2 separate regions of the Mus musculus genome follow, and region 2 is linked to region 1. The links are chromatin loops, found by intact Hi-C in ENCODE. Cell type or tissue: left cerebral cortex. All regions are shown on one strand. Links, peaks and the distances in the headings refer to the core of each region. The heading gives the core; the rest is flanking DNA.

Region 1 (2,922 bases), core at 205-2,704:
TCCCGGTCCTTCCTTATCCTGAAGCCCCTAAGGCTCCCTTGAAATCTGAATATCCGCGAGTCCTGCTTTCTCTCTCCATCAGGTCCAAGCCATCCATAAGAACAAACCTCTGCCCTTAGCTCAAAACCCTTCGGTCTCCCACTCTCACATTATCTCAGAAGGTCACTCTTTCCTGGGCTGTTGAGTGGGAGAGATTTCTGGGGATAGTTGCGCACTTGGATAAAACCAACAACCAGGGCTACACATACCCCTTACTCTTTCCTTCAGCCTGTCTCAGATCATAGGCGGAGCAGAAGGAAGGGTCTTGACCCCACCCCCCCCCACCCCACCCCCCTTTCCCATATGCTCCTACCCATGTCCTCTCTCGCCCTTCTTGGATCGTAAGGAAAGCCTCTGGGACGCTCAGTAGCCACCCAACTCCCCGGAAAGGTGTTCACTGACTTTGAGGCCTGGGACCCCCACAACTCCCAGAGCAGACGCCCGGAAACCAGAGGTCCTAAATACTGCCACTCTTCCTTTGATGCCATCACTGTAGGTAAGATGGTCCCAGCCATGCCTGGTGTCTGTCTTCTGTCCTCCACATCTCCAGGGGTCCAGAGCTGAATTACAAGGTGTGAGGAATGGGGAGATCTAGGATATAGAAATCCTAAAACCACTCAGGCCCAGCAAAGAACTCCCGCTTCCCTCAGCCACGCCCTCTCCACGCCCCCTGCATGCTACCTTCCGCTTGTCTGGGAAACTGGGTTTAGGGCAGCCCCTCCCCCCCCCAAATCATCAGGAGGCCAGTAGCCTTTCCTCATGTCTCTTATCTCGGGATAGATGGGCAATGGCGACTGTATGTCTTCAAAGGGAGTTACTTCTGGGAAGTCACAGTTGATGGCAATGTTTCAGAGCCTCGTCCACTACAGAAAAGATGGCCAGGACTGCCACCTGGTATTGAGGCTGCTGCAGTGTCTTTGGAAGATGGAGACTTCTACTTCTTTAAAGGTACCAGCCTTGAGTCAGCTAAGATTAAGACGTGGTGGGTGGGTATCCTGCCTGAGGAGAAAGGAGGGGGAAGGTCCCCAACAATGAGTCCCTGGTGAACTTGCCACCTCAAGTTAAACCTGTGGCCCAGAAAGACTCCTTTCAGAGATGGAATGGGGAGCATCCAGTGTCCAGGGTGTTCCGTGTAGAGATTGTAGCGGGGGGTGGGGGGACTGCTGCTCTCCAGTCTGCATCAGCAGAAAGTCTGGCCGCGTCTGCCCTGGCACCCTGGCACTCTGGCACCCTGGCAGTGTGAGGTTGGCATGTCACTTAGCTTTTGGAACTTGTGATAGGGAGTGTAATACTCTTGGATAGGGAGTGTAATACTCAGGTGTGATGAGGAAGCCGGATAACATGCAACGACTGAAGGGTGGACTGGACGTGGTAGTACTGTTATGAGCCGCATCCATTCCTTCAACCAACGCTGAGTTCCTTGTGTCCTAGGAACAGGGAGAAGGAAGGACCGGGAACAAACACCTTTTCCCTCAGGGAATTATTAGTAGTTGGAGACTGAAGAAAAGTTCAAGCTTTCCCAATCTTCCATTCCATACCCCATCCTCAACCTCCTCCTACCTTCCCCAGCCCGGGATTGGGTTCATTGAGTATTCTCTGCTCTCTGCTGACATCTGCTGAGCGATGTATAAACTACAACTGGCTCCAAGGAGACTGTCTAGGTCTCCGAATAGAAAGGAGTAGGGACCAGGGTGAGAGAGATGGGGTGGAGAGCCAATGAGTGAACGCCTCCAGCTCACTATGGTTCTCAATGCCCCACAGGGAATCGTTGTTGGAGGTTCCAGGGCACGAAGTCCGTGTGGGGGTTCGCACAGCTCTGCCGGGCAGGTGGTCTACCCCGACACCCGGACGCAGCTCTCTTCTTCCCGCCTCTGCGCCGCCTAGTCCTCTTCAAGGGTTCCCGCTACTACGTGCTAGCTCAAGGAGGGATGCAAGTGGAGCCCTACTATCCCCGCAGCCTGCGAGACTGGGCCGGTGTCCCCGAGGAGGTCAGCGGCGCCCTGCCAAGGCCGGATGGCTCCATTATCTTCTTCAGAGATGACCACTATTGGCATTTGGATCAAGCCAAACTGCGGGTGACCAGCTCCGGTCGCTGGGCTACCGAGCTGTCCTGGATGGGCTGTTGGAATGCCAACTCAGGAGGTGCCCTGTTCTGAAGGCTCCCCATCACTGAATGAACCGTGGTTGCTGCCTCCTGAGAGGTGGGTCCTGTCTAGGAAGCCCCTGGACTTTGCAAGAACCTCTTGAGCAGTAAGGACTCCAAGCAGGAAATCAATCAGCATTTGTTCTCCGGGATGGAAAGAGAACTAGGGTTCCCATAGCCTTTTCCCTCAAAGACCTTTTTCCTTCCCACTAGTGTGTGTATGTGGGAAGGTGGTGAAGATGAAGGTTCTGGTGAAGATGTCCCATGCCCACAGTGCTGAGTCCCAGGAAGATGCAAAACTCAGCTGAGGTTGGAGACTGTATCTGCAGGACCCTCCCTTTCAGTGCCTTTCAGGCTCAGTTCTTGGGGAATCACCTGCTATTTCATCAGAGACTTCACCCCAGCTCCTACCCTCAGCAAGCTGGGATGTAGTGAAGCCTCGAGGATCCCCACTGTCAGAGGCTCTCTTTTGGTTCAGGATGCAGAGCAGGAGGGAATGTGTTCCTCCTGAGCCCGACTTGTTGTCTGGGCTAATGAAGAAGCACCCCCCAGCTGGTCAACGTAGAGGTGCAGCAGACTTCCCTAGATAGAATTGTCTACCCTTCTCAATAGAAGCACATGGGTACTGGGTGCTGGAGACACAAGGACCATGCACTTACATCCAACCCAGCTGTGTATGGTTATCATGGAGAGACAGGGTGAACCTCTCTTCAAAATTCAGGACATTTTCACCCCATTTG
Region 2 (2,922 bases), core at 186-2,685, 300 kb before region 1:
CAACCACATTCTTACTACATTTAAATAGCACCAATCCAGTTTGTAATTCTGTCAAAACTTTGCGCCACCTGTTAGATAATTTCCTATGAAGTTATTACATCTCTAAGGTAAACAACTTACAAAGAGGCAAGGTTGGTTCTGGCTCCGGATTTCACAAGTTTCTGTCCATAGTTAGTCAGCTCCATTCCTTCTCAGGCCTGAAGCAAAACTGTGCATCATGATTGGACTATGGGGCAGAGAAAAGTTTACCTACCTCAGGGCAAGCAGCAGGTAGAAAAAGAGAGAGGAGCACTGAATGGTCCCCATATCTGCTTCAAGCTCATGCCTCCCAAAACCTCCTCCAACTATACTGCACTCCAAGATATCCCACCATCTCTGAATGGTGCCAGAGAAGAGACTGAAGACAGTGCCTTTATCACATGGGTCTTTGTGTGGACATTTGTCAAAACCCCTCACACTTTTAGCCTAGTGAGGTGGCAGGTGTTTGGGGTGGTGTGTAAGATGGGGGGTGATTTGGAGTTTTATATCTATCTATCTATCTATCTATCTATCTATCTAATCTTGTCACACAAGAGAGGGAATATTTGTGACTCTCCGGGATTTCAGCAGAAGAATGAGACAGTGATTTTCAGAGAGAAGGGTAAGGTTGACAAATGCTTTGCACTTAGCCTGAAATAAGTGCAGACTTACAGGTCACCAGCGTCTGTCCATTGCACAGATCCCTTGGAAGAAATGAAGACTCTTGGATTCCACGCCAGACCTACTGAAGCAGTAATCTAAAGTTTAATGAGACCACACACACACACACACACACACACACACACCCAGCAGCATACTCTTGCTGCACAGCAACCCATTAAAAACCATCTTACTCTCTCAAGTTAGCATCGTGGAAGATGTGTACTGGATTCTACACTCACATGTTAAGTGAATACATTGAGTGGATCTACTTGGCGCTGTGAGATAACTCTATCAGCAGGGTTCTTCAGCATTCTCTTCCCATTGCCTGCGTATCTAAGTTTGGCCCGTAATCCTGAGAGAATGAATATGTGCTTTCAAGATGTTCTTGGATTACATTCAGTCTCAGCTCCTCTGGTCTCAGGTCATTTTGACAGTCTTCCTAGATTTATAGTGGAAATATCAACTATAGGCTTTAGTAAAGAAGCAAGGGGTACAGAGGTGCAGCGACAGTCACATCCACCAGGTGGCAGCATGAACACTGGGATGTTATGTTTCACATAAGGTTTGGGGAGCATAGTTTGGGCTAACTTCCTTACAACACTGTAATTTCTAAGAGTATTTCCAGCTTTTTCAACTTTATAGTGCCTTCTAAGCAAGATATTATCCATCTGTGTCTTCATGGTCCTCTGGCCACGGAGGAACGATGTATTTCCTGATTCTCAGACACCAAGGCTGCCTTCTTTCTCTTTGCATCCAGTGTCAGGATAGGGCTACTGATATGGAGTTGGTTTTGACATCAATCAGGTTGGGCTATGTCTATCCATGGATACACAAAATAGGGTGTGTGGTGTGTGTGTGTGTGTGTGTGTGTGTGTATGTATGTTTATGTATGTATGTGTGTGTATGTGTATGTATGTTTATGTATGTATGTCTATGTCTATGTGTGTGTATGTATGTTTATGTGTCTGTGTATGTATGCACGTGTATGTCTGTGTTTGTATGTCTGTCTGTCTGTCTGTCTGTGTATGTATGTATGTATGTATGTATGTATGTTTGTGTATGTCTATGTGTGTCCATGTGTGTAGAAGCTTTCATTTAGAATGTCAATGTGGCTTTCTATGTGAGAAGACAGGTTAATACCGTCTCTGAATTTTCCCACTTTACATACATCTGACTTGTATAATAAGGCAAGAGCAGAGTGTTCTGTGCTCAAGAAAGGCTGGGAAAGTGTCTGTGATCTACTCTTCACAGACTTGAGAGCACAGAGCCTGAGCACTAACCATGGAAGTAAGGAAAGCCAGGGCAGAGCTAGGCATGCGCTCACTGGGCTGTGTGGGGTGGGGACCTGGGCAGGGCTTGGTGCTTCCACCTGGTTCCCAGGCTGGGGGAACAGACATGACCAGAGCAGACATGACCATGTCCTTCTTGATATATGATTCCACAGATCCAGGTCCTTTGGCAGCAATCTGCACAGAAATGACACCATGAACACAGACAGACCTCTGAGATATGTCCCTGGAAGGATGATTGGCAGTGAGAAAATGGGTCTGCTCCCAGACAGTATTATTATAGACTGTAGTGAATATATAAAATAATACAGTTACTGACATACCATAGAATATAAATGGGAATAATGCCTACCAAACTACTAATGGTATTTATTTCAAAAACATAAACTTACAGACAGAGCTGATCTTTTGACCTATAGTTTTGTAACACTTTAACTCTTGCATAAAATTGAAAGTTATAGATTAGCATGTATCATGTGTACATACTTGTGTGCACTGTGTGATAGTTCCATTCATATATACATGTAGTGATCAGACCAGGACCATCACCATGCGTGTCAAACACTGATCACCCTGTTTTGGGAACCTTCACTCTTTAATAGTCTTATAGTTACAGATAAGAAATTGGTGTGGACCTCAGAGTGAGGTAGTGTGCTGTGAGACCAAGGATTCAGTCTTCTACTGTGTTTTGGTGCTAATTGTCCAAACCCTTCCTCCCCTATAGTATTCCTAGATAGCTCCTGACAACCTCTGTTCTGCTCTCTACTTTCATGTTATCAACATTTTGTTCCTATAGTGAATGAGAACACACAGCATTTGTCTGCATAAGCCTGGCTTACTTCGATTAACACAGTGTCTTTTGGCTTTGGCCATGTCATTGCAGATAATAGTACATCAGTCTTTTCATGACTACACACAGTCCTACCACCAATATGTAGTTGTGTGTTTATCC

Evidence for each region. Hi-C counts contacts between places; a loop is a spot of excess contacts. Peaks named below come from ENCODE experiments on the same cell type or tissue, not always from the same donor. Only the 100,000 strongest peaks of a DNase experiment are listed, where the experiment ranks them.
Region 2: a loop joins it to region 1, with 4 times the contacts of the local background. A loop is called at or near these places in 16 of 42 quality-filtered maps.

Annotation. Positions count from the first base shown.
Region 1 is chr11:83,441,824-83,444,745 of GRCm38, reverse strand. It overlaps Mmp28 (matrix metallopeptidase 28 (epilysin)), which reads left to right. Exons shown (of 8, transcript NM_001320300.1): 6 at 386-535; 7 at 820-987; 8 at 1,801-2,922. The coding sequence ends at 2,195. Gm51913 (a long non-coding RNA gene) reads right to left here and starts at 410. Exons shown (of 2, transcript XR_003949748.1): 1 at 353-410. In left cerebral cortex, for the core only: a CTCF peak has its summit at 1,652; a DNase peak (open chromatin) is centred at 1,658; H3K4me3 peaks cover 209 bases.
Region 2 is chr11:83,737,724-83,740,645 of GRCm38, reverse strand. No RefSeq gene overlaps it. Among named protein-coding and RNA genes, the nearest start is that of Wfdc21, 7.8 kb to the left of the region's middle. In left cerebral cortex, for the core only: a CTCF peak has its summit at 1,209 (motif pointing right); a DNase peak (open chromatin) is centred at 1,200.